2 separate regions of the Homo sapiens genome follow, and region 2 is linked to region 1. A link is a loop called in an ENCODE intact Hi-C map of the cell type or tissue named here. Cell type or tissue: endothelial cell of umbilical vein. All regions are shown on one strand.

What was found. A loop is a pair of places that touch in the nucleus more often than their neighbours do. Peaks named below come from ENCODE experiments on the same cell type or tissue, not always from the same donor. Only the 100,000 strongest peaks of a DNase experiment are listed, where the experiment ranks them.
Region 2: it touches region 1 in a loop (5-fold over the local background); 26 of 110 quality-filtered maps call a loop at or near these places.

Annotation. Positions count from the first base shown.
Region 1 is chr9:135,600,297-135,608,296 of GRCh38, forward strand. No RefSeq gene overlaps it. Among named protein-coding and RNA genes, the nearest start is that of LINC01502, 29 kb to the left of the region's middle. In endothelial cell of umbilical vein, CTCF peaks have their summits at 2,591 (motif pointing right) and 3,755 (motif pointing right); DNase peaks (open chromatin) are centred at 2,595 and 3,795; H3K27me3 peaks cover 650 bases.
Region 2 is chr9:136,280,639-136,288,638 of GRCh38, forward strand. CCDC187 (coiled-coil domain containing 187) reads right to left here. Exons shown (of 26, transcript NM_001378188.1): 8 at 5,447-6,057; 9 at 4,875-4,968; 10 at 913-1,025. LOC124902308 (a long non-coding RNA gene) reads left to right here and starts at 2,605. Exons shown (of 2, transcript XR_007061862.1): 1 at 2,605-2,768; 2 at 6,186-6,682. RefSeq lists a silencer at 3,143-3,202. In endothelial cell of umbilical vein, a CTCF peak has its summit at 3,276 (motif pointing left); a DNase peak (open chromatin) is centred at 3,243.

The sequences.
Region 1 (8,000 bases):
TTTGGAGAGGACAAACATCTAAACTACATCATACTACTGCTTTGGAAAGAGATCAGCAGTGTTTTTCATTTCCAATTCACATACTTGCCACCCTACTCAGCAGTCCCACTCCTACGTATTTTGCCAAATCAAATGAAGACGTATGTTCACTCAAAGACTTGTACATGAACACTTGTAGCAGGCAGCTTAATTGATAATTGCCCCCAACTGGAAGCAATCCAAATGTCCATGAACTAGTGAATGGAAAGAGTCACCAGGAAAAAACTGCTGCAGGCAACAGGAAGGATATTCTCAAAAGCATCATGCAGAGTGAATGAAATTCATACACAAAAGGTCACATTAGCAGTGTTCAGGGCGTGGTTTAGCAGGGTTGACCGCAAAGGGGCATGAGAGAAATTTGGAGGGGGATGGAGCTGTTCTGTATCATGATTATAGTGTGGTTCCATGACTATGTGTGCATTTGTCAAAACTCGTAGAGCTGTACACTAAAAAGGGAGAATTTTACTAGCATCCTCACTAAATCTGACTTTTTAAAGGGCAAAGAAAGAGATGCAAGACTTCTAAACTGAAAAAATAGGCAACACTATTAGGAGAAATTAAAGAAGCTCTGAATGGAGAAATATACCATATCCATGGATTGGAAGGTTCAATGTTGCCAATACATCAATTCTCTCCAAATTAATCTGTAAATTCAATGCAATCCTGATTGCATTGAACGCAGTGGTTTTTTTGTGTGTAGAAATGGAGAAGCTCATTTAAAAAATTCAATTGTGATTGCAAAGGAGCAAGAATAGTAAGGACAACATTCAAAATAAATAAAAATGAGCCAGGTGCGGTGGCTCACATCTGTAATCCCAGCACTTTGGGAGGCTGAGGCAGGCAGATCGACTGAGGTCGGGAGTTCGAGACCAGCCTGGCCAACATGGTGAAGCCCTGTCTCCACAATAATACAAAAATTAGCTGGGAGTGGTGGTATATGCCTGTAGTCCCAGCTACTTGGGAGGCTGAGGCAGGAGAATTGCTTGAACCCAGGAGGCGGAGGCTGCAGTGAGTTGAGATCGTACCACTGCACTCCAGTCTGGGTGACAGAGCGAGACTCCCTCTCAAAAGAAAATTTAAAAGATAAAGAAATAAAAATGAAGGCATATTATAAAGCTACAGTAATGCAGACAGTGTGATGTCACACAAGGATTGGCAACTTGATCAATGGAACAGAAAAGAGGCTCACAAACAGACTCCACACAGCTCCAGATCAATGACGAAGGCAGAGCTGGGGGGTGGGGTGGGGGGCTAAGAAATTCTCTGTTAATGGTGTGGCATCACTTAGGGAAGCGTGAAGAAGATGCAGTTTTTTGTTGTTTTTGTTTTTTTGAGACAGAATCTTGTTCTGTTGCTCAGACTGGAGTGTGCAGTGGTACACTCTCAGCTCACTGCAACCTCCATCTCCCGAGTTCAAGCAACTCTCCTGCCTGGGCCTCCTGAGTAGCTGGGATTACAGGCATGCGCCACCACACCCAGCTAATTTTTTTGTATTTTTAGTGGAGACAGGGTTTCACCGTGTCTACCAGGCTGGTCTCGAACTCCTGACCTCAAATGATCCGCCTGCCTTGGCCTCCCAAAGTGCTGGGATTACAGGTGTGAGCCACCGCACCCGGCCTTGGAAGATGCGTTTTGAAACCCCCACACACACCATATGCAAAAATCAATTCCAGACGCACCAGGCAGTAAGGCTTCAGAGGAAAACACAGAACATCTTTGTGGCCTGGGGGTCTGCAAAGATTTCTTAAACCAGGCTCCAAAACAGCCCACCATGAAAGAAAAGTTTAGGTAAATTGGATTATGTAGTGATTAAGACCCAATTAACAGGGCGAAAAGGCAACCCACAGAGCAGTTGTTCACCGAGAGGATTTGTCCAAGAGAGGATTTCCATCCAGAATGGAAAGGAAAGGCAACGCCACTGAAAACTGACAAGCATCTCGAACAGAACCTTAGCCTAAACGGCAAAAAGAAAAAATGGGCTGGGCAGGTGGCTCACGCTTGTAATCCCAGTGCTTTGGGAGGCCGAAGCTGGAGGATTGCTTGAGCCCAGGAATTTGAGACCAGCCTGGGCAACATAGCAAGACCCCATGCCTACACACACATACACGCACACAAAAGAATATGAAAATGCTGGCCCAGCACGGTGGCTCATGCCTGTAATCCCAACACTTTGGGAGGCCAAGGTGAGTGGATCAACTGAGCTCAGGAGTTCGAGACCAGCCTGGCCAACACGGCGAAACCCTGTCTCTACTAAAAAAAATACAAAAAAACAAACAAACAAACAAAAAAACCTGGGCGTGGTGGCGGGCACCTGTAATTCCAGCTACTCGGGAGGCTGAGGCAGGAGAATCGCTTGAACTCAGGAGGTGAAGGTTGCGGTGAGCCGAGATCGTGCCATTGCACTCCAGCCTGGGTGACAAGAGCGAGACTCTGTCTCAAACAAACAAAAAAAAAAAACATTAAAATGTTTAATTAACATGGTTATTCATCAGGAAAAACGTAAATTAAAACTGCAATGCAACACCCGCCCACCAGAGGGCGAACAGGAAGGACGCTGCTTTGTAATCTATGGGGTGGCCTTTGAGTCCTGTGTTGTGTCATTACCCTCGTGGGGCAGCGTGGGGCGCAGGCGTGGGTGCCTTCCCCAGGTCGCGCTGGTCTTTCAGGATGTGTTCAGGACAGCAGTGGACATGGCCACTCCCAACAGTGTCCCCACCCTGCCGCTGACTCCATGGGTCCCTCATAAGGGAAGAGCCTTGTTTCCCCAAATCATCACCCAGTCCTGCTCTGGCAGCCGCCGCAGCACCCTGGAAATGCTGATTGTCCCATCTCACGTAACTGTCACAGCTGCTCCCCTAACCACTGTGCTCCCCCTCCCCTGACAGGGACCCCCGTGACCTGGGACAGCCGCCCCACTCCAGCCTGACGTGACCCCGGCTCCGCTAGGCCTCAGCATGGTTTTCTCCCCCATCGACCCCTATCCCTAAACAACTGCATAGATGATTAGCCATAGATTCCGCAGCCTCTGGACACCCTCCCCCTGGGGCTGCCTCTTTCCCAGGCTCGGGGGCCATGTGGCATCCCAAATCTCACAGGTCAGCATGCACCCTGCTGATGGGTTCCGAGTTACCCCCTCCACGGATGGCAGATCTGCCTCCAGGGTTTTCGCAACTTAATTCCGCTGCACAAGTCCAGGGGGGTTCTTTCTTTCTTTCTTTCTTTCTTTCTTTATTTTAATTTTTTTTTTTTTTTGAGACCGAGTTTCACTCTCGTCACCCAGGTTGGAGGCAGGATCTCAGCTCAGTGCAACCTCTGCCTCCCAGGTTCAAGCAACTCTCCTGTCTCAGCCTCCCGAGTAGTTGGGACTATACGTGTGTGCCACCACGCCCAGCTAGTTTTCATACTTTTAGTAGAGATGGGGTTTCACCATGTTGGCCAGGCTGGTCTCGAACTCCTGAGCTCAGGTGATCCACTTGCCTCGGCCTTCAGAGGTTTTCTAACCCTGGTGCTGATCCCTATAGAAGAGCAGGGAATGCAGTGACAAATTAGAAGCAAGTCCAACATTGCAGGCAGCTGGAGCTCCCGGGGCTGGAGCGTGGACAGAATGGATGCCGAGCCCACAGGCAGCCCCCGAGGAGTTTGTCACCTTGAATCCCGAAGGATTTAACTCATACAAAATTCGCCTCACCGGAGGATGTGCGACCCCGGCCGTTGACGTCCCCACGATGGCCACTTGGTGGCGCCCGAGTCCTCTGAGTGCGTGGAAGGGCCCTGGGAAAAATCGGGCCAAATTTTACAGAAATATTGGTGGAAAATGTGACCCAAGAAGTCCAGCCATCCTGCTTTCATCTGCGTTTATGACAGCCCTGGAGGACAGCAACTGTCGGGCAAGACTCGGAAGCCCCACCGAGTGGACCAGGTGGACTTCTACCAGGGAGTCTTTCTGTGGCCCTAACCCTCGTTCTGAGACACCTGCTGTGCCTGAGCCACCCACCCTCACTCTGCAGCCTAAGAGTCGCAGATTCTTCCTAAACCGGATTCTTCCGAGGTAGGCTTTGCTGTCACCGTTGAGCCGGATGTTCGCTGGGTCCATTGACCCGCCCACCAAGGCACAGAGACCATCACCGTGTGAGCTGTGCACGGCGAGCCCGGCTCAGAGGCCGAGAAGCTGAGACTCACACGGTTGCCTCCCGCCCGCTGCACCTGTCCACCACAGCACGCTCAGACCCCGCAAGGGCCTGGGGTGCCTCCGTGGGGATACCTCTGAGATCCCAAAGCGCACCCCTGGCCGTGCATGGGGGACACACTCCTCATGAGGTGGGGGCGTTTGGTAGGGGTTCCCGGGGGTGCCCTGTGCCTGTGGGTCAAGCTAATTTGGAAACGCTGCCACAGCACTGGCCTCCCCATGTCCGTGATGGTGCATTGAAGAAAGCAGCTTCACCCTTGGACACAGGTGGGCGTCATGACCATGACAACCAGCAGGCCAAGGGGGCGTTCGGGGCAAGAGGGATGGCGGACATAGGGCACCTCAGCCTCAGCCCCCAGCAGGCCCAGAGCATACAGCGGCCAGGTGGGTCTCAGCCTCCAGAGTGTTGCTGACTTGCTAATGAGGAAGGAGGAAAGGAGGGAAGCAGGGAGGGAGGGAGAGGGGAGGGAGAGAACTGCCAAGCACACCTGCAAGGCAGGAGGTCTTGAAGGAGAATCCTGTCGGTCCCAGGTCCCGCCTCCCTTCTGGTTCCTTCCGGGGTGACCTGCACACTGGGGTCCCGGCTCCCTTCCCGTGCCTTTCGGGGGTGGCCGGCACGTCCCAGTGCTTTGCTCGCTGTCTCAGCAGAATTCTTTTCAGTTTGTTTATTTTTTCCCACTTGTTTTCAAAAAGGAGTTCTGGCCTGGGTTTTCAGGCCTGTTTGCTATGGAAGAGCAGGTTCCTGGAGCACCGCCAAGGCCCGCTGCCTGGATGGAGGCAGCTTCCACGCGGCATGTTTGGGTGGAAACGTCCAAAGGGAGAATCTGCAGAATCTGGGGCACCTGACACCCGACGCTTCTCGGGCTTTCTGCCCATGTGGCCAGGCTTGGGCCCTGACTGTCTCCCAGGTGACCTCCATCTCTGACCCACCAGCCTGGCCTTGGTGAGTGATAGTGGGGTCCCCAGGGGGCCATGGGTGTCCCCAACACTGCCTGGGCCATGCTGGCTCCTATCCTTCACACCTGGGATGCAGGCCAGTGGCTCCTGATCAGCTCTCGTGTCTCAGGGTCGCCGGTGGCCGTGTTGGCTGGGACATCAGTGTGGCAGGGGAGGGTGATTGGCAACTGTTGGGCCTGCCGCTCCTTGATGAGTGGACCTGGCTCCCTCTGCTCAGAGCCTGTTTCCCCTCTGCCCTCCCCCTGTCCCCGTGGGATTCCCTGGGTGGAAGAGGCAGGACCTGATGGCATAGGCTGGGCATGGGGGCTCACACCTGACATCCTGGCTATTTGGGAAGCTGAAGCGGGAGGATCGCTTCAGCCAAGGGGTCAAAGACTAGCCTGGGCAAAACAGGGAGACCCCATCACTATGTAATTTTTTTTCTGGGGGGATGGAGTCTCGCTCTGTCGCCCAGGCTGAAGTGCAGTGGCACGATCTCGGCTCACTGCAGCCTCTGCCTCCCAGGTTCAAGCTATTCTTCTGCCTCAGCCTCCTGAGTAGCTGGGATTACAGGTGTAGCTGGGATTACAGTCGCCCACCACACCTGGCTAATTTTTGTATTTTTAGTAGAGACGGGGTTTCACCATGTTGGCCAGGCTGGTCTCGAACTCCTGACGTCAAGTGATCGGCCTGCCTCAACCTCCCAAAGTGCTGGGATTACAGGTGTGAGCCACCGCGCCCAGCCTGCTAGTTGTTTTCAGTGAACATGTGTTCTCTCCAGGCCACAAGGGGGTCACCGTTCTGAGGCTGGAGGTGGCAGCCTCACAGGGTCCCCGTGGAACGGCTCCCAGCTGGCCAGGAAGGTGTGCAGATGGGGTGGGGCAGGAATAGCCCACAGCAGAGCAGTGGGGCTTCAGGGACTGGCTGCGGCTGCCACCCCACAGGCAGGCACGGGTCCGGTCTTCTCCTCCTCCACTGGGACCCTGGCCTGCAGAAGGCCCCTTACCACGCCGACAGGGGCCTGTGAAATGCAAACCCAGCTGTATCCAGCAACTACTCCCACCACGCAGGTGAGCCTGGCTTCTGCCCATGGGCCAGGAGCTCACGGGGCCTGGCCTAGCCACTTGGTGACTTCATGGAGCACCACCCACCTTCACTGAGCCCCCAGAGCCCTGGGCCTCTGGGACCCACCCCGGCGGGGCTCGCTCGAGTAGGGGGCTGGGCTGTCGCTGGCTCCGCTGGGTCCCTCACACATGCTGTTCCCACCTCTGGAACACTGTTTCTGACTACTCCTGTCACCTCGCCCCACTCAGAAAGGCGGACAGCTGTCACAGCCCCACCCCCACCTGGGTAGCTCTGTGTGGGGCCCCAGCTGCGCTGCAAGTTCCAGAAGCCTCTATGGACCTCACGCGTGGCCATCTCTCCCCATCCTGGAGGTGCACGCGGTGTGTGCCAGGTGAGCTGATGTCTACAGAGCTGCCACCTGCCACTCTGCTGTCCGCCTGCATCACCAGGTTTCTGGGCCTTTCCTCCCATTTATCCTTCAGATGAACGCAGTCGCTCTCCTCCTTCCCGCCTTTTCTCTACTCCGAAAGCCCCCTTGCTTCAGTGTCTGGGATCTGATGGGTAAAGTCTGATTTCACACTCAGCCCTTTGTGGTACCACAGACCGTGCAAGGCCTGGTTCTGTCGGCCCAGCCCCACCCTCAGCTCTCGGCCAGGCCCCTGAGCACTTTGCTGACCTTTATCAAGGTTGCTTCTGGGAACAAGCGTGTGGCTTTCTGAGGAGAATGTGAACATTCCCACAACATCCAGAGAATCTCGAGTTTCCTCTCGTGCACAGAAGGAAACGCGTACTCACGGTCACACAAACAGAAATGTGTCTGTGGACATGCATCACACGCGTGTGCTCACACTCATGCACACGCACAGGCTCAGGCACGCGTGCTCACAGGCGCACATGTGTGCACACAGGTCAGAGTAGCAGGAGGGCTGCCAGAGCCCCCCAGGCAGCCATTGTGGGGACACAACAAGGCCTCTGCTCAGCTCCCCTGACAGCCACTGCCCCACCTGTCCGGCTGCCATGGTCCAGAGACCCAGCTCACCCACGTGGTGACAGCCATTCTATGTCCCCAAAGCAGCTGGAAGCTGCTTGCGCGTGGAGACTGGGAGACAGGGTCCAAGGCCCCAGGGGCAAAAGTACGGCCTCATCTCCAGTGGTTCTTAAGCTCGTGGTGGCCACAGGCTCTTGGGAGTCTAGGGAAAGCCATGGCCTCTTCCCAGAGAAACATGGAGAACCCCCACCAAGCGACCCGCAGTGGGGCTGAGATTTCAGGGCCCTCAGGTGTGCCCTGGTCTAGATCTCTCCCAGGCCCATCCCAGTCCCGTGAGGGCAGCCCAGCCCCGAGACCCCGCCTGACCTTATCAGCAGAAGCTGATGTCACCCGAGGCTGGCAGCGTCTGGAAGGCCCTGGCTCGCCACATGTTTTGATTCCGGCGGGTGGTGCAAGGTGGGGAGGGAGCTGGTGGGTGAGGAGCCTGGGCCTATTCTCTTTGGGCCACCCTGCCTCTGAAGCAGCGCATAGAAGCACCTGGGCGAAGCCATTTATCCACCCTGCAGCCCCATGTCCCCGCAGCCCCATGTCCCCAAATGGCCATAATCAGGGACGATGAGGCTGTGGCCCCGCAGCATGGGGCTGGGCCTGGCCTGAGCCCTGCGGTATGACAGCCAGACTTCCATCCTGAGCAGGAGGTGCTCCAGGGGTTCTGGGGGCAGGGTGTGTGGGGGCAGCCGATGTTCCCGAGGCCTGTCCTGGAACCCTGCCACCCCACAGCACACT
Region 2 (8,000 bases), 680 kb after region 1:
TCCCAAGCCCCACAGCCGGGAAGCAGACTCCAGGAGGGCTCCAGCCCAAGGCTTTGAACCCAGACCAGGACTGGAACCCTTCTCCTCCCCCTGGCACTGGCCCTGCAGCAGGAACACCTGGGGCTCCGCCCACTCCCCCAGGCCTTCCTCAGGCCTCCCCGCTGCCAGCCAAGGAGGGTGCAGGTTGTATCTGGGGCTGCTCTGGGGTGGTGGTCCAGGGTTAGGGGTTGGATGGGGGCCCCCATTCACTCAGAATGCACCCTCCCACCATCTCTCCCCCAGCCAGACATGAATGTGTTTTACTCCAATGCTCAAAACCTGTTCTTTTGAAGAAAATCAACAGACAATGATGAAGCGGCAAACGGGGGTCCCCCACTTCTGAGTCCACACTCAGTTCCCATGGCTGCACCAGCCCCTCCAGCTGCCCTGCCAAGCCCCCCAGCCAGGAGGGTCCTACAGCGCAGCCCACGCCAGCACGAGGCCCTCAAGCCCAGGGCTTCAGCAGCTGCTGGGTCCCTTGGGCACCAGGCAGTGGGCACTGCTCGTTGGAAACCCCGGATGAAAACACTCAGTAGCAGAAGAAAAAGTCGAATCCGAGCTGATGGGACTGTAAGGAAGCGCCCTAGGAGGTGGGCTGGGCACAGCGGCACGGGGCATGGCTGTCATGAAATAAGCACGTGGGTCTCATCCACCGAGGGCCCATCACTGCAGGTGTGGTGAGCACAGAGCACGCAGAGGGTCCCGAAAGCCTCTAAAACCTTTAATAACGAGGCGTGGATGCTCTCCACGTGGAAAAGGATTTCTCTACCCCGTAGGGCCAAGCTCGAGTGCTAGGCAGTGGAAGGTGTTCTCGGTGGATGCCCCGGCCACCCGACCAGCCAGCCCAGGGCCTGTCCGCAGGGTCGCCCTTACCGCAGCTCCGGGGGGTGCAGGGCGCCACAGAATCTGCCCCTCCGACCGACGGCGTCTCCTCCAGTCCCAGGGAGCCCCAGATAGGGTGCAGCGTGGCTGGGCCCGCATATGAGCTGGAAGACACAGGCACACGTGTGGCAGGGCCAGGCCCGTGGAGGAGACAGGAGGCAGGGAGATCCGGGGGACAGCCCCTCATTGAGCAGGAACCTGGGCTCCCGTGGCCTGGAGCAGCTCTCAGACCCCCAACAGTGTGCCCAGGGTGGGACCCAAGGGCCAAAAGCCTGGCGGGGGAAGGGCCTGAGGCCTGGGAGCCAGGAGGCAGGGGTGAGCGGGAGGCAGGGGTGAGTGGGTGGGGCCTGAGCATGCGTCCCAGCGTGGTGGCGTGGGCTGAGGTGAAGCCACCAGCCCACATCTGGGAAGCGTTGGCGCCAAGCCTGGCTGCTCGGAGCTCTGCACTCGGACCCCAGGGGGAACAGGGGTGTGCACGGTCAGCTTCCGTGGCCACCGTTGGTCCCCAGGGCCAAGATCAGAGTCTTCCCAGCCAGCGTGGTCATCGGGACCATCTCTACCATCTACTAAGGGCACTGCCCACCAGGCCCAGAGCGGAACGGGGTCACGCATCAGCTGTGACCCTCACCCCACTGCTCAAGGCTGGCACTGGAGACTGCAGGGCAACCTATCTGGGGAGCACCCGGGCTGTGACCATGGAGGCAGGTACAACTGGACCCACACACCTGCCCCCACTCAAGCTGGCCAGCACGCAAGGCTGACAGAGCCAGGAGCCAGGTGTGGCCACTGACCTTTCTCCCAGAGGTGGCCAAGTGGTGAGGGAGAGCTACCAGGCACGGGGAGGCAGTGCTACTGGGATGAGGGGTCTTTGGGGTGCACAGAGAGACGGGTTTGTGGGCGGAGCATGTGCTGAGCCTGCATCCGGGGCATGTGGGCGGGGCATGTGCTGAGCCTGCATCTGTGAGCACGGCTCACCTCACTTCGCATTTCTTATCAGGGCCCCCATCTGTGCTTCCTGGTACACAGTGACCCAGAACCCACTGGAGTGGCTGAAGATGCTGCCCACACCTGTGGCCCAGGGGTTGTTAGGCAGGGGGTAGACACGCCCTCCCTCAGCAGCCCGCAGGGCCCACAGGTGTTTGTCTCACACCTGCTGTGGGCAGGAGCTGTGCAGGGTCTGGTCATGGTGGTGACCCACCTCCCAACCCCCGCCCGCATTCCTGGTGCTGCAGGGGAGCTGGACGTGTGCCCAGGCCGTGAGGGGCTGCATGGCACCTGGGAGCACAGGCCTGGAGAAGTGTTCTGGAACCCGGGCTGGGTGGCTAGAAGCCCCAGTGCCTCCACCACTGAGTGCTGGGCTCCCATGGGACAGAGGGGACAGACTCACCCCAACTCAGAAATCAGTCTGAGGCCGGGCACAGTGGCTCACGCCTGTAATCCCAGCACTTTGGGAGGCTGAGGTGGGCAGATCACAAGGTCAGGAGTTCGAGACCAGCCTGGCCAATATGGTGAAACCCCGTCTCTACTAAAAATACAAAAATTAGCTGGGCGTGGTGGCGGGTGCCTGTAATCCCAGCTGCTGGGGAGGCTGAGGCGGGAGAATCGCTTGAACTTGGGAGGCGGAGGTTGCAGCAAGCTGAGATCAAGCCATTGCACTCCAGCCTCGGCGACAGAGCAAGACTCCATCTCAAAAATAAAAACAAAACAAAACAAAAAAGAAACCAGTCTGAGAGGCGGCCGGGATCTGGGGCACCCGAGAGGCTCAGCGTGGGAAACGCACCAGATGGCAGCAGGTGGAACCAGCAGAGGCTGTGTGCGCCAGCCCTGAAGCTCCAGCCCCTCAAGTGGTGAGTGGCAACGGACAGGCCAGGCCCCTTTCCTGGCTGCCCGAGCAGCGGCGGAAGCCTTGGCAGGGCCCAGCGAGCCTCTGAGCCTCTCCCTAATCCCTGCTCTCCACCAGCCCGGGTCCCTCCGGGCCACGGTTCATGAATATGATTCCGCCTCCTGCTGTCTCTCTGCCGCCTCGGCAGGGCTGTGGGGGTGGAGGGCACAGTCCAGTGCCCAGCCCTGATGGGAATGTCTGGGTGCCATTGCCACAGGGAGCCCTGGCCGCACCTCTGCCCCTCTGGCTGCACCCAGGCTGTGCCAGGAACGCTGAGACCTCAGCCTGGGTCTGGCCCTGGGGACAGATCTAGCTGGTCCCCCGGGAGCCCGGGGCACTGAAATTAACCTTTTCAAAAATTCTCACTGCCTCCGCCTCTGCCTCCCACCCCTTCTCAAGGGCTGGGCAGAAGTCGTCCTGGGCATTGCAGGCGACAGAGGCGAGGTCTGGCCCGATGCTGCCCTCTTCTGGTCACAATGGCTCAGTTCCATGGGCCGGACTGGGCCTGGGCAGCAGGTGGGGTTGGGAGTGAGATGGGGCACAACCCAAAGGCCCTGGCGCAGGCACCAAGCCCGCCATCCCCTGAGGGCAAAGGGGGCTTCAGGAGAGGAAGCTGGTGGGGTTTCCTAGGAAGGATGGGCAGGGGAGACCTCGGGCCAGGAAATGTCCCAGCAGGAGGAGAGGGGAGGGGAGGGGCAGGGAAAGGAGGGAAGGCTGGGCTTCGGGAGAGGGCGCCTCCTTCCCCCACATGTGGACTCTGGGCAACAGCCCCTCTGCTGCAGTGCCCACTGCCACCCTAGGGCTACACGTGGTGTCTGCCCTCATGCCCTCGGCCACCCAGCAGAAGACAGCTTGGTGGAGGTGGGTGGCATGACCCAGGCCCTGATGTCTGGGGAGCCCACGTCTAGGTGTCCCTGGTGGACCTGGCCACGCATTGAGGGTGCACAGAGCTTTCCCGAGAGACCGCCGCCGGCCTGGCCTCCTGCTTGCCCCGCCCGTGGTGCTGAGTTTTCGAGCCCGGGTTCCGGGGCTGCCTGGGAAGCAGCTGCTCAGGTCAGGCCGGGGTCCCTCATCCAGGGTGCTTCCGTCAAGGACAGAGGGGTGAGAGTGGCCGGGAGTGGCCCAAGAACGCCTGGCAGTATGCGGTGTGCAGGGAGCCGCGGGGACCAGGAGGGCACTGCTGGCCAGGAGGCCCTGGACAGGGATCCCGGCCCACACCAGCAAGAGCGAGAGGCCGGCTGGGCAGGTGGTGGGCTCGGAGGAAGATTTTTGGTGGGGGGCAGGTGTGGAGGGGGTTTTTTCAGGAGAGGAGATCCAAACGTGTTCACAAATCCCCAGGAGGGACTCAAGGCCACAGCTGCTGCTGAGGCTTAGGTGCTCGGGAGGGAGCGGCCGCCTCGTGCACTGCAACCTCTGTCACGAGCATCTAACTCAGTTTCCACCTGCAAAGCCCCCATGGACCAAGCCTGCTGGGCTCCGCTTCAGCCTGGGGCTCACTGGGGCTGCAGGCGCTGGGGTAGGGCAGATGCTCCCCCAGGGGGAGGGAGTTGGGCTGAGAGGGGCCTGGGGGCGCGGGACAGGCACAGTGTCCCCGGGAAGGGGCTTCAGATGTACCTGTGTGACATGGCCCCAGAGGAGGCTGCAGCCCGTGCTGGGGATGGGAGCCAGGTGTGTGAGGCTCCATGGACAGGCAGCCCTGAGAGCTCAGGTGGGGTCGCCGGGCCCGGATGGCAAGGACCACCCGAGTCACTGTCCCTGCACTCAGTCTGGAGCAGCAGGCAAGAGGGAGCTGCACCAGTGGCGTCCCCGAGGCCCGCAGCCAGTTCAGGGGGCATTCGTGGGGGGAGTGTCTGACGCGGGGCTTCCCTGCCCCGGCCAGCGTCCGAGCCAGCACCACCTGCTCCGGGTCCCTGGCCGCAGCCTCTGGACCAGCATGACGGGGACACATGGGGGTGAAGTGAGAGGCAGCCCGTGAGCGTGGGCGGGCAGGTGGGCAGGTGGGCAGGTGGGCAGGTGGGCAGGCGGGCAGGTGGGCAGGTGGGCAGGTGGGCAGGTGGGCAGGTGGTCTTACCTCCCCGCAGAGGGGCTGAGGGCCTGGAAGGGGGCCACGCCTCTCTGCAGCCTTTTGTCTGGTTTCACGTCCACGTGTCCCTCCTCTGGAAAACCTTGGAGAAGAGGGCACCTGGCTTCACTCCCTGGTCAGCCGGGAGCACGGGACGGGGGACCCAAGCCATCACAGCAGGAGAGGAGCCTGAGACACACCTGACAGGGGTGGGGGTGTGGCAGCCTCCCTGGCCCTCAGGCCTCTCTGCTGGAGGAAGGGCAGGGAGGCAGCAGGGAAGGAGCCACTGGAGCGGCCTCACCCTTCTGGCCAGAGAACAAGACAGGAGCAATAGCTGCTGCGGGTGCCATGTGCCACACAGGAGAGCTCACACATCCCACAAGGATGAGCCCACACACACCACATGCCACGTGGGAAAGCCCACGTACACTATGCTGCTCAGACCCCCTGGACTGTTGTCCTCCTAGCCCCCTTTCCAGAAAGGAAACCAAGGCTCAGAGAGAAAATGGGGTCCCCATTCCTCCCAGCCCACAGGACCCCCTGGCCACCCAGCGGTCACCGTGTCCCGGGTGCCGGCCTACCTCGGGGCTTGCTCTCGCAGTGGGCCCTCGGGCTCACACTCTGCTGTTGCTCCCAGCTGGGGCCCCACGACAGTGTCTCGCCGTCCAGGAAGTAGGTCGGGGGCAGAAGGGGCTGGGGCTGCATGCTCACCCACTCCCCAGGTGCCCCTCTGCCCCAGTTGGGCCCCAAGGCTCCAGGGCAGGCTGGGGTGGCAAGCGTGGGGGTGGCGAGCGTGGGGGCGGCAGGTAGGCTGTGGGGGCACGAGCGCAGCAGGCCCACAGCTGGGTCCCTGACGGTGTCCAGCGCTTCGGCACCCTGCAGCTTGGCGGTGAGGCTATCGACCCGCTGCTTGAGGACTTTGGCTGTGGTCTCTAGCGCCTGCAGCTGCGCCTGCTTATGCCGGAGGTGCAGGGAGCTGGAAGTGCCCAGGTGCTCAGCCTCCTTTGGGTCCAGGTAGATGCACATCCCCCGGGGTAGGTAGCGGGTGGTCAGGTCCTGGAGCTCCAGGGATCCCAGAGAGGGTGAAGCTGACAGCAGCACGGGGGCATCCCGGCCATCTTGGGGGCCCCCCATCCCTGGGGGATCTAGGGTCTCAGCATGGTTCCAGGCTCTGTTCAAACACAGGCAGAAGCTGCAGGAAGAGAGACGTGGACAGATCAGCTCAGGCTCGGTCGCCCCAGCAGGGCACGGAAAGCACGCGTGTTTTGCAGGTGTGAGCGTCACAGCAGCGTCTGTGACGGACCCAGTGTCTGTCCGCAGGGACCAGGGAAGCGGTGACGGTATCCACACAACAGACCACACAGCTGCCGCAAAGAACAGGGCCAGGCGTGAGCGAGGGGGCAGAGGAACTGGATCCCGGGCACTGCCGGTGGGGTGTAAAACCGTCCTGCTGTGGCCAGAGGCAGTTTGGTCAAACATAGAACAACCACGGGTCTGGCAAGTCTGCCTCTGGCCACGCACCCAGAAGAGCTGAAGTCAGAGTCTCAAAGACATCACCCATGTTCACAGCAGCCTTATTCACAACAGCCAAAAGGTGGAAACCACCCAGTGTCCATCGAGGGACGAACGGAGAAGCAAAATGAGGTCCACCGACACGGCGGAATAGTATTCAGCCCTGAAATGGAAGGACATTCCGACGCAGGCTACAACATCACCCTTGGTAGAATAAGTCAGCCAGCCACAAAATGAAACTGGCCCGATGGTCCCCTGGAACTCACGTTCATGGTTTCTTTTGAATAAACATAGAAATGAGCCTGGCCGGTCTTAACATGTGAGAAAGTTTCATTTGTCTTACCTGAGTTCCTTTCTCAGGAAACCTACCATCAGGCCTCCCACATAGAATCAAGGAGCTGAAACGCACCAGATCACCGCAACTGGACAATGAGACGCCAGAGTCCTCGTTCATCACGCTTGCTTCCTTACCCTTCCCTAGTTCCCGTTTCCTGCACGGAGCTGCATTCCTTCCCTGATACGCAAGACCCCAACTTTAGTCAGTCAGGGAGTTGGATTTGAGACTGAGCCCCCACCTCCTCGGCTGCGGCACCCAATTAAAGCCTCTTCCCTGGCAATACTCATTGTCTCCGCGATTGGCCTTCTGTGTGGCAAGCAGCAAGACTGAGACCAAACCCCTGGTGTTTCAGTAACAAAAAGGACAAGCATGGCGTGTTCCTGCTCACGTGAGGGTCCTGGGACAGGCAAATCCATAGAGACAGGAAGTAGAATGGTGGCTGCCAAGGGCTGGGGAGGAGATGGAGAGTTAGTGTTTCATGGGGACAGAGTGTCAGTTTGGGAAGATGAAGAGTTCTGGAGAAAATAGAGATAGGGTCTCACTATGTTGTCCAGGCCGGTCTCAAACTCCTGGCCTCAAGCAATCCTCCCACCTCAGCCTCCCAAAGTGCTGGGATTACAGGTGGGAGCCACCATGCCCAGCTATAATTTTTTAGGTGGGGAAAAAAAAGGACAAGGACATGATGAAGTGAGATGAGGCCCTGCAGCTGCCCGAGACGACGAGTCCCAGCTACTCGGGAGGCTGTCAAGCAAACGGAGCCCGACGGTGGCCAGTGGGGGAGGGGCTGCCCTTGGGAAGGGGGTGGCATGGCGGGGCCAGCATGGGATGCTCACCCAGCGGCATACTCAGGACCTGCGTCCTTGTCTTACTGGACATTGACAGATGCAGCCCCTGGGCTGCCCTGTGACCCAGACTCCCGGGAAAGAATCCCAAAACGAGTGCCTTCAAGACAAAATGGAGCCAAAAGGAGCCAGAGGGAGGGGTCGGGTCCTGCAGAGAGGGGTGGGAGCTGAGCTCCCAGGGGCCAGCCTGAAGCCCCCAATACCAGCTGCCAAAGATACGCCAGGGGCAGCCCTGAGGGAGTCCAGGGTGGGACGCTCTGGTGGGTGGGAGCCCCTCCCTGGCCTCTGAGCCAGCTCCCCCTGCCCGCTGGAACCCAGGGCATGCAGGAGGCCTGGCCGTGAGCTCCTCACAGGTGCCTAGCGTGAGGCCAGGCCAGAGAGTGTTTGCCACTGGCCTGAAGCTGGGGCCTTCCACAGCCCTTCCTGGGCGAGAGCCAGGCTGGA